Linked DNA regions of Homo sapiens: all the other regions are linked to region 2. A link is an interaction called in ENCODE POLR2A ChIA-PET data of the cell type or tissue named here. Cell type or tissue: OCI-LY7. All regions are shown on one strand.

Region 1 (4,000 bases), 560 kb after region 2:
ACCTTTTGCTGTTGATTTCTAATTTTATTCCACTATGGTCCGATAGAGTACTTGATGTAATCTCAATTTTCTTAAATTTACTGAGACTTGTTTTATGACTTATCATATGGTCTATCTTGGAGAATGTTCCATGTGCTGATGAAAAGAATGTATATTCTGCAGTTGTTGGATAGCATTCTATCCTGTATTCTATAAATATCTGTTAAGTCCATTTATTCTAGGCTATAGTTTAAGTCCATTTTTTCTTTGTTGACTTTCTGTCTTGGTGACCTGTCTTGTGCTGTCAGTGGAGTATTAAAGTCCCCCACTATTATTGTGTTGTCATTTATCTCATTTCTTAGGTCTAGTAGTAATTGTTTTATAAATTTGGGAACTCTAGTTTTAGGTGCATATATATTTAGGATTCTGATATTTTCCTGTTGGACTAGTCTTTTTACCATTATATAATTTCCCTTTTTGTCTTTTTTATCTGCTGTTGCTTTAAAGCTTGTTTTGTGTGATGTAAGAATAGCTACTTCTGCTCACTTTTGGTGTCTATTTGCACGGAATATCTTTTTCCACCCCTTTACCTGAAGTTTATGTGAGTCCTTATGTGTTAGGTGAATCTCCTGAAGACAGCAGAAACTTGATTGGTGAATTCCTATCCATTTTGCCATTCTAATATTAGTACTGAGGTGTAAGGGACTATTCTATTCATCAGCCTGTTTGTCGCTTAAATACCTTTTTTTTTCATTGTGTTACTGTTATATAGTTCCTGTGAGATTTATGCTTTAAGGAGGTTTTAGCTTGGTGTTTCAAGGATTTGTTTCAAGATTTAGAGCTCTTTTTAGCAGATCTTGTAGTGCTGGCTTAGTAGTGGTGAATTCTCTCAGCATTTGTTTATGTGGAAAAGACTATCTTTCCTTCATTGATGAAGTTTAGTTTTGGTGGATACAAAATTCTTGGCTGATAGTTGTTTTTTTTTTAAGGAGGCTTAAAATATGACCCCAATCCCTTCTAGCTTGTAGAGTTTCTGCTGGGAAATCTGTCGTTACTCTCATAGGTTTCTTCTTTACAGGTTACTTGATGCTTTTGCCTCACAGCTCTTAAGCTTCTTTCTTCATCTTGACTTTAGATAACCTGGTGACTATGAGCCTAGATGATGATCTTTTTGAGATGAATTTGTCAGGTGTTCTTTGAGCTTCTTGTATTTGGATGTCTAGGTTTCTACCAAGGTCAGGGAAGTTTTCCTCAACTGTATTTTCAAATATGTTTTCCAAACTTTTAGATTTCTCTTCTTCCTCAAGAACACCAATTATTCTAAGGTTTGGTCATTTAACATAATACCAAACTTCTTGGAAACTTTGTTCTTTTTTAAAATTCTTATTTATTTGCCTTAGTTGGATTGGGTTACTTCAAAAACCTTGTCTTAGAGCTCTGAAGTTCTTTCTGTTGCTTGTTCAATTCTATTGCTAAAACTGCATTTCTCTAAGTGTGTCCTTGATTTCCAGAAGTTGTGATTGTTTTTTATTTATGCTATTTCCCTGAAGATTTTCCTTTCATATTCCATATCATATTTTTTATTTCAAGGAGCAGAATACTATTTTTGGATGTCTTAACACAGGAAAAGGAAATAGAACTCTGTGTGCCCAGTTCCTTTACCTGTAAAATTAAGATAACCATAGTCCTACCTCGTAAAATTGTGGCAAGGATTAATTGTTTAATTTATATAACACACTCAGAATGATTCCTGGCACTTAACTAAGGGTACTTAAACGTTAGCTCTCCTATTTGAAACTGATTGGAGGATTATTCCCTAATGTGCTAGTTCTGCAGGAAAGTGAGTTAATTTCAAGAAAACTGGCCAGGGAACATTTTAATGCCAGCTCAACTACTCACAATGGAGAGGCAGAAATAGCCATTCACTTGGTGACTGAAGCAAGCATGTTGCAGCAAAGATCCCAGGGTATAGACAGAAGCACTGCTACCTGGCACACACACACCAGCTGTCTACAATGGCACACTTTACTTTCCTGGTTTCTTGGTTCTGTCTACCATTTGAGGAGCTAAAAGCTTTCACCAGAATAACACAGGCATCTTTCAGGAAGCCAGAAAAAGGATCCTGTGCTCTGTGAAGATAAGCTGCACTCTCCTCAGGCACGTGCCAGGCAAGAGAGGAATCCCCGCTCCATTCTTCAAATCCAATTTGTCAACTCACATTTAGTTCCCTTTTCACTTGTTGCATCATTCTTATTGTTATTTTTGCACCATCCGGTTCACTGTACAGTCCCTGTGCAGTCATTGTACAGTCCCTGTTTATCTATGATGAAATAAAACTGCATTTAGTTGTAAGTTTTAATGGTATGAAGGGTTTTTGGTTTAACTTTAAAGAAGTGCCAGAAACTGCTTCAGAGACAGGAAGCTCCTGCAGAAAACCGATAATAGACATGTTCACCTGTTTGTGGAGGGAATGGAGCTGGTGCTTATTCAGCAGCTGCTGTGTGTTGTCTGTGTATTCTCTTCTTAACTCTAGGCCTGGCTGCATTTATGCCTGAGAGTGGTTGTGAGGATTAAATACGTCCAGCTCAGACAAGTGCTTGATACCGAAAGAGAAAAGTAAACCCAGGCTGGAGGCTCACTGAAGTCTGTATTGGATAGAGCCAATGTGGAGTTTCTCGCAGAGGGAGTCCAGGTAGCACCTGGTAGAAGATGTTGGGTGGGCAGCTGTAGGGGCCAGGGGAAATCTTGCCCTTTGACCTCTGAAGGTTCCGTGAAAATCAATTGACAAAAGGCAGATAGATTAATAGGTGAAAAGGCATACAAATTAATTTTATCATAGTTTTATGTGTCATGGGAGCCTTCAGATTGAAGGGCCAAAGACACCATTTCTATGCTTAGGTTAATGAAGAATTGGACAGCTATGTAGAAAAATGACTGGATAAAAAGGGCATGATCTAATGCTAATAGACTGAGTGAGGAAGCCTAGCAAGGCCTGTCTGTCTAGATTCTTCTGGGCTTTTTTGTGCAACATTCCTTACTCTGGGAATGGGGCAGGGCCCTCTCTGAATGGAGTTATAATCTACTTTTAGATAAAACAGGTAAAATAATTTCTTTATGGCCAGTTTTTATGCAGAAAGACAAGGAGAAGGTTGAATTAATATGATTAGGTTTTATGGTTGTCATTGGGGAAAGGATTTCTGGTTTCTATGGCCTGCCTTGGGAAGAGAGATTCTAGAGAATAAGGGTCAAAGAGAGAGGGGCAGGAGGAAGTCAGAGAAAGTTTTGCTTCTGAGGCTGCTTCTGTGGCCGTCATTTTGGGGTATTGTTTTCTGAGCCTCAGCACAGCCCTTGTGTATCCCTGGGCCATCAATCCATTGATGAGAGCATTCTAACTGTGGCTGGCGGTGAAGAGTGTAGGACCCTCTGGTTGTGTTTGCATAAAGGAGAAGGGTCATTATTGTGAGAAAGAAAAAGTAGTGTCTTTTTCTCACCCATTACAAGGTTCATGGCTAATACCCCTATAATAAAAGAAGATTAACAAGAGAAAACCATAACTAATTTTAGAAACAATTTTTTTTATGAGAGACAAGACGATTTAGAAATGAAGATCCAAAGACCCAGGGAAACTGTCTATTTTTACGCTTAGGTTTATTGAAAAATGGACAGTCATGTAAAAGCATATTGGACAAAAAGGGGATATGAAGTATTGTTAATAAACTGAGGGGGGACTTAGCAAGGCCTACTTGTTCAGATTATTCTTGGTGTCTCTGTGTCTTTATTCCTTTCCTCCAGAAGCAGGGAAGGACACCTGTCACATGGGGGTCTTGCGACCTACTTTCAGGGGAGATAGGACAAAGCATTATTTTATGGCCAACTTTCACACAGAAAGGTTAGACAAGGTCAGAGAATGACCTTGAGTCTGCAGTTTTCTGAATTTTCAAGGTGCCATTATTTTGGGGTAGCATGTCGGGAACCCTGATATTAACATGAGTTAGGCAGAGCTCCCCCGCATCCCCCCTGC
Region 2 (4,000 bases):
GTTATAATGACAACGTATGCAATCAGCACAAGATTTGAAGACCATGGAGCTATACCAGTAGCAGTCGGTCTGCACTCAATGACTACGATTCAGAAGAAGAACGCAACCTACTGTTCCAGTCTTTAACTAACAACAGCTCCTCGGTTTGCACCTGCAGTTGGAGTCTCAGGAACATCATTTCCTCCACAAGCTTTGCACTTTCCCACCTCCTGGCCCCTGTTCATACCACCAAGAAAACAGACCCAGTCCTCCTCAAATTCCACCATTCTTCCTTAAGCAGGGGCTTTTGGTCAGGTGCTGTGAACTGCTAATTTGGTAGGAGAGCAGAATAACATAGTGGGGTAGTGGGGTTGAGGGCATGGAATGTGGTAGCAGGTTACCTGGTTTCAAAATCTGCCTCTACAATTTACTAGTTTAAGCCAATTAATCTCTCTGTGGTCCAATTTCCTCATCTTTAAAATGGGAATTATAATCAACATTACCTGATGGGGGTGTTGTAAACTGAATGAATTAATATAGCTAAAACCTTTAAAGCCCTGCTTGACAGTTTTTGCCACATCATCGTTATTGCCCCCACCAAAATTTCTACTACAGTGACTATCACCACACCTGGTCCAGATTTTTACTGTGTAGACACTAGCCCACATCTTTATAAATTGCTACTTCCTCACCTATTTCAGGGCACTGCTTACTTGCAAGAAACAAACAAGAATATCTATGAACCCCATTAGTCCCTTCCTAGAGAAAGGCACTAGTGAGAATATAATACGGTCCATAAAAACTCTGTGTAAATCAACTGGGGTTAAGGAAGAGAAACACTAGCAAAGGTATTTTAATTAGCGAGTAATTCTACCCTGTTTCAGAAACAGAAAAATCTAGTGGCAAAAAGTACCGGGAGAGGGCAAGTCCTGGGAAGAAACTGCTGGGAGAAGGTCACACTTTCTATTCCCAGGGCTTCATTCATTCCTTATCTTGAATCAAGAGACAATACATGGAAAATAATTAGAGGGGGATAACCTATATTGATAACCAAAGAAAACCAAAAAATAACTGGATAGACGATTGATACAGACATCACTGCCTATTCCTCTCCTCTCCAGTTGTTCAGGCCTACAGTTGGCTGTAGTTCACTTTTTACAGTTGGTTGAAAACAGAAAAAGAGGCTGCAAGAAGGAAGCCAAGGACAGTACTAAACAGCAGCTCTGGAGAACATGGGCTGGCAGGTGTATGAACACAGAACCATTGATTTCAGCGACCACTACAACAACCATCCCCAAAATCATATCTTCAGGAAAGAATGTTTCTTTTTAACAAATGATTTGCCCTAATAAACGCAGCCCCATATTTGGCCTTCAGAAGCAATTATTTTTTGTTTTTGTTTTTGTTTTGGTAGAGACAGGGTTTCACCATGTTGGCCAGGCTGATCTCAAGTGCCTAACCTCAAGTGATCTGCCTGCCTGCCTGCCTCAGCCTCCCAAAGTGCTGTGATTACAGACGTGAGCCACTGCACCCAACCAGGAAGCATCTTTCCAACCCGAACTGCAATATAACTTTTTCATTGCAATAAACCTAAACCTCACTTGTGCCTAAATGCAAGCCAGCATCACATCCTCAGCTGCCAAGTTGAAGAATAGGCTCTTATCAATTCAACAGCACCCAAAAGCATTAAACTCAGCTGAGATATTTGTGTGAAATACAGATTCCTGGACCCCTAGAGAGGCTGACTCAGTCTGGGGTAGAGATCAAGAATCTGCATTTTTAAACAAACCCCCAGGGAATTCTTAAGTACACTGTAGTTTTATGACCACTGCCTGAAGGACATCCCTGGAATATCACTTAGCAAATGCAATTCATACTTACTTTGCCCACTATGAGAAACTGTTGGCATCATTTGCATCAGCAAGCTCTGTTTCCACAAGACTGGGACCATGACTACAAACTGTTTCGGATTTGAAACTTGCCAGCATTACAAACAGAAAGGAAGGGGAGAGCATCTTTCTCATAGCTTAGTCACAGTCCTGGTGAAGGGTCTGAATCACCCTGACGGCTGCTTGTCTTTTTCACTAAAAGGCTGAATGATGAGGGTAGACTGTAGCACAATGGTTGTTTTATCCTGTTCCAGGTCCACCTTTATGGCCCAGGAACCCTGTAGCAGGAAAATGGGGCTTCATGGGATATGGTCTCTCGGGAATCATTCACTGAGCAGTTTTGCTAATTTGTTTTTACTAAAAATAATTTTATATAAAAGTAAAGTTATACTTTATAATACGATTCCATTTTAAAATACTGATATAAGTATTTTGGAATATTTGTGTTCCTAAAGAGAGCAAAGGATACTCCTTTGCAAAACATATGTATGAGTACTTTTAAAAGCTGAGACACTTTTAACTTTTGCTATTAAAAGGAAACATAAAATAAACAAAGCTTTTGTTAACTGGTTAAAGTAAGTGGTGTTCAAGTTGCCATTCCAGTTTCCAAGCTGTTTTTGTGAAAGCAGAGGGGTGGGGGCATTTTACACCAGTGCAAAGGGTAAGAATAGCACTCCGGAAGAATAAAACTTCTCTTTATTTTGGCACTCCACATTAACTTATCTGATAAGTTGCTGAGTTTATTATATGGGGATATTTATTTCAAAGCCAATGCCTTTTGCAGGGGTAGGCAGAGGCATGGTGACCAATTTTACTATGGCAGAGCCTTTGGCCAAATCACTTCACCCCTTTGAAATGCATCACATGGCATCCTTTAATTTGAGTGCCTCCTCCACCTGAGTCATGTAGGATAAATTACTCTGTGCTGTCAAATGTTGTGTACCTGTTATCACCACTGCCTGAGAGAGCATAAAATACATATTTTATGGAATAGTCACTCCTGAATGTTCAATATGCACAACATAGTTTTGGTAAAAAGAAAGACTGACTTTCTGACAAATACAAGGATTTTGTAGCAGCAAGAGTACTAACACAGAAGCAAGTGACTATGTTCTTAACCCTACGTAAACACAAACCAGACTAGTCATTTTACTTTGGGCAACACCAGATACATTCTCTGTGCCACTGGTTTCTTCAGATATAAAATAAGGGAGACTTGGATAACATGATTCCTAAAAGCTCACACTATAAACCTGTACTTTTCAAGCAGTCTCAGGTGTTGTTTTCTGTACCAACAAAAATGAAACATATTGTGAAGTTGACATAGAAATTCATTACTGTCTGCTTATTCCTGCTGAGGGTTCTGGAATTATAAGCCTGGGAAATAGCAAAATAATAGCTGCCATGCATAAGTTAAAGTGAAGAAAAAAAAATCAGAAATAACATCTGGATACCCAGACACCAGATCCCTTCAATACATGCAAACAGAAGGTATGTAGTCATTTTTAAAAGAAGGAGGCAAAAAGCCACAACTACTATTTTGAAAGATGATGTATACGAAAATTAGCAAAAGAAAACATATTATATCTTACATACTAAATAAGCATGATTTATACCAACTATACTGTCATTCATTCAACACATATTTACTGAGCACCCATTATGAGCCATGAGTTGGGGAAAAGAGCAAAAACAAGACAAACAGTTCCTGCTCTTTGGAGCTAGATAAACAGCAAGGGAGTAAGCCAAAATTAAAGAATTTTTACAAACGTGATGTTGATGCACAAAAGAAGTAGATATAGGGTGTGCCCGAAAACCTAATAGTAGAAGAAGCTGGGTGTGAAGGTCCTCAGGGAATAACATTTCATCTAAGATTTTAAGGATTGTGGGCGGGGAGCATTGTGGGCTAACAGGAGACAGCATTCTATGCAGAGAGGATAGCCTTACACTCTTATTAAAAAATTTTTTATTCTATTTTTATTATTTTTCTTTCATTGATACATAATATTTTACATATTTATGGGGTACATGTGAGTATTTTTTACACATACAGATTGTGTAACAATCAAGTCAGGGAATTTGGGGTGTCATCACCTTGCATGCTTATCATTTCTACGTATTGGTAACATTTC
Region 3 (4,000 bases), 82 kb after region 2:
TGGGAAACACAGAGAAACCCCGTCTCTACAAGGAATTTTTTTTCTTTTAATTAGCTGGGCATGGTGGTGTGCACGTGTAGTCCCAGGTACTCGGGAAGCTGAAGTGGGAGGATTGCTTGAGTCCAGGAGTTTGAGGTTACAGTGGGCTATGATAGTGCCACTGCACTCCAGCCTGGGTAACTGAATGAGACCTTGTCTCTAAAACTAAAAAGCAATAAATAAATAATAAATAAATCAATAAATAAATAAAAAGAGAAAATAAAGATTTTAAACTATGTAAGCTAAAAATGTACTTAAGGATGAAGAAGAGATAGTTCACAGAATGAACAAATTCTTGACCTCAATACTGATCCAGTAAGGATCAGGGAGCATGCATTTTCCAAACTGTCTCCAACAATAGCAAATAATGGTCAATGGCTGGATATTCTAAACCAATGTAAAGTAATGTATAGAAAAGTCATAAGGACTGGCTTTTGGTCTCTGATTGCCTCACTAAATAGCACTTTATTTTGTTTTTTATTTTAAAAAGTAGAATGAGATTTGTTTTAATCCTTAGCATATATGTTTATTGGGCTTTCTGCAGGTTATTGACTTTTTTTTAGAGACAATCTCACTCTATCCCCCAGGCTGGAATGCAGTGCTGTGATCATGGCTCACTGCAGCCTTGAACTCCTGGGCTCAAGTGATCCTCCCACCTCAGCCTCCCAAATAGCTGCCACTGCAGGTGCATGCCACCACACTCAGCTAATTTTTTAAAAAGATTTTTGTAGAGATAGGGTCTTACTATGTTGCCCAGCCTGATAGGTTTTTATTTATTTATTTACTTATTTATTGTCATAGGGTCTCACTATGTCACCCAGGCTGATGTACAGTGACATAATCATGGCTCACTGCAGCGTCAACCTCCTGGGCTCAAGTGATCCTCCCAACTCAGCCTCCTGAGTAGCTGGGACTACAGCCATGCACCACCACACCTGACAAATTTTTGTATTTTTTGTAAAGACAGGGTTTTGCCACGTTGCCCAGGCTGGTCCCAAACTCCTGAGCTCAAGCGATCTACCTGTCCCAGCCTCCCAAAGTGCTGAGATTACAGGTGTGAGCCACAGCTCCCAGCTCCAGGCTGGCAGGTTATTGACTTAAAATTTCAATTTTTACATTCTTTCCTAATGTTTCATCACAGTTTATTTTCTAAAACTGATATTCTATATATGGTTTTATTTAGTTTAATACTTGTTCATTGAGAAATATTTCTTGAATGCCTATTTTTTTTTCCTTAGGCCCTAAGGAACCAATAATTAATAAAGACAGATGGACAAATCTGGCTGCTGTCTTTATGGAGTTTACAGTCTAGTGGAAAGCAAACAATTATAATGTTATATGTGTAAAGAACATGACAGAAACTCAGCTTGCCTACCCAATATTTATTCGCCACATCTTTCTTGTGAAGAGAATCCCAGCTTAGTTAGGGGTAAGCAACATGCCCAATTGTAGCAGATTGTATTTCCCCAAAATGGCCACAGTAATATTTTGTTTTTTGTTTTTTTTGTTTTTGAGATGGAATCTCAGTCTTGTCGCTCAGGCTGGGGTGCAGTGGCACGATCTCGGCTCACTGCAACCTCCGCCTCCCAGGTTCAAGCTATTCTCCCGCCTCAGCCTCCTGAAGTAGTTGGGATTACAGGCATGCGCCACTACATCTGGCTAATTTTTGTATTTTTTCAGTAGAGACGGGGTTTCACCATGTTGGCCAGGCTGGTCTCAAATTCCTGACCTCAAATGATCCACCTGCCTCGGCCTCCCAAAGAGCTGGGATTATAGGCGTGAGCCACTGGGCCCAGCCCACAGCAATATTTTGGTCCACTTGCTCTTCCATACCTCGCCACCCCCAGATCAAGTTGTAAAATCGACTTCTCTTCCCCTTTAACCAGGCAGACCTTTGTATTTTCCACAATGAATAGAATACAGCACAAGTGATAATGTGTGACTTCCAGGTCATAAAAGGCGATATGGTTTCTACCTCAGTCTCTCTTGGGACCCTCACCCTTGGGACTCAGCTATCGTGGTGTGGGAATCCAAGAACCCACATGAAAAGCTCATGTGTAGGTGTTCTAACCACAGTTCCAACTGTGTGAGTCTTCTTGGCCGGCAGCCAGCAACAATTGCCTCTAGGCTGATGCCAAGTGAAGCAGAGACAAGCTGTCTCTGCTAAGCTTTGCCCAAATGGCCTATTTGTGAGAAAAACACATTTTCATTCTAAGCCATTAACTTTTGAGTTGGTTTGTTTCACAGTAATAGAAACCTGGAAGATCTGCTTAAAAAATTGCTTTACCCAGCCTTCCTGGCAGATTGGTTAGGCATGTGACATAATTTTGACCAATGAGATAGAAAGAGAAGCCCATGGGTGAGGCTTCTGAGAAAGACTCAGCAGATACATGACTGTAAGATCTGGACCCTTTGTTCCTCCTTCTGCCTACGGCGCAGTGACAGCTAGAGCTCCAGCACCATTTTGTAAGAATGAGAACAAGAGCCACACTTTAAAGATTCCAGGACAGACATGTAGAAAAGGTGCTCAGCATTTTTAATCATTAGGGAAATGCAAGTGAAAACTGCAATGAGAAATCATTTCACACTTCTAAAAGGACAAACATTAAAAAGATTGACACACTAGATTTTGATGTGGATGTGGAACAAGTAGAATTTGCATACATTTCTAGTTGGAGTATAAAATAATACCAATCTTTGATAAACTGTTTAACAGTTTCTAATAAAGATAAAAATATACCTATTCTATGATCCATCTGGATTCAACTTCTAGGTGTTTATGAAACATAAAGACATATCTTCACAAAAAGACTTACGTAAGAATGTTCATAGTAGATTTATTTGTTATAGGCCAAAATAGGGAATAGTCCGTATGTCCACCAATATGAAAATTGGTAAAATGGATAAATTGTGCCACATATACTACATTGGAATACTGTTCAGTAATAAAATAAGAATGAACTACTCATATATGCAACAACATAAATGAATCTGAAAAACGTTATGTTGAGCAAAAGAAGCAAAATACATGAATATACATATACTATCTGATTCTACTTACATGGCATTCCAACACATGCGAAACCAATGAATTGTGGTAGAAATTAGAACAGTAACTGCATTTTAGAGGAATTGACCAAAAAGGCACAAAGGAATTATTTGGGGTGCTGGAAAAGTTCTACTTTGGAAACCAGTTGGGATATTGGTTACCCAGAGGTATACAGTCATCAGAATTCATCAGACTACTCACTAAGTTATGTATACTTTACTAGATGTATATTATAAAACATTAGTTCACTAAAAATAAATATGGTCATACTTTTCAATGGCTTATTTACTAGTGAGATCCACTGAAAGGAGCTATGACTTAAATATTATTGATTTGCTGTGATAGCTAACTTACAGCAGCAATGTTTAAACTAATACTAGGAATGAAAATATTTTGGTGACCAGGTCTCACCTACAAGTAAAATACTATCTCCAATTCGTTTACCCAAAACAAATATATTCTATGTTCTACATCAAAACATGTTCAACATGTTTTATTTCTCCTTTTCCCAAGCTAAGATAACCATAACAAGGTTATTTAGGCAAATCCCCATACCAGCAACTGACAGGGTTTCTTGATAAAGGTGATATCTCAGCTGAGATCTGGGTTACAGAAGGATTTATCAGCCAAAAAGGAAGAGAGAGAACAGAAGTAAAATGAAGCCCCAGGGACAAGGGAAAAATACACACACACACACACACACACACGCACACACACAGGAGAGAGAGAGAGAGAGAAAGAGAGGTGGAGAGACAAGCAGGCAGTCAGAAACAGAGAGATAAAGAAACTGAAAGATGGTCAGTGTCCATTGAAAAGGCTTAAACAACTATCTAAACAGGAGAAATAGTGCTTGATTGAGAAAGAACACAGAGAATCTTGAGAAGTATCTTCATCTGGATGGTGGTTAAATGG

The links. Peaks named below come from ENCODE experiments on the same cell type or tissue, not always from the same donor. Only the 100,000 strongest peaks of a DNase experiment are listed, where the experiment ranks them.
Region 1: POLR2A ChIA-PET joins it to region 2 with 5 read pairs; 2 of 35 experiments call an interaction of 5 or more read pairs at or near these places.
Region 3: POLR2A ChIA-PET joins it to region 2 with 6 read pairs; 17 of 35 experiments call an interaction of 5 or more read pairs at or near these places.

What each region holds. Positions count from the first base shown.
Region 1 is chr9:21,117,062-21,121,061 of GRCh38, forward strand. No RefSeq gene overlaps it. Among named protein-coding and RNA genes, the nearest start is that of IFNW1, 23 kb to the right of the region's middle. RefSeq lists an enhancer at 1,930-2,189. In OCI-LY7, no CTCF peak of the experiment used is centred here; a DNase peak (open chromatin) is centred at 2,210.
Region 2 is chr9:20,556,925-20,560,924 of GRCh38, forward strand. All of the region lies in intron 2 of MLLT3 (MLLT3 super elongation complex subunit), which reads right to left. Among named protein-coding and RNA genes, the nearest start is that of MIR4474, 57 kb to the left of the region's middle. In OCI-LY7, no CTCF peak of the experiment used is centred here; no DNase peak of the experiment used is centred here.
Region 3 is chr9:20,638,497-20,642,496 of GRCh38, forward strand. No RefSeq gene overlaps it. Among named protein-coding and RNA genes, the nearest start is that of MLLT3, 18 kb to the left of the region's middle. In OCI-LY7, no CTCF peak of the experiment used is centred here; a DNase peak (open chromatin) is centred at 2,105.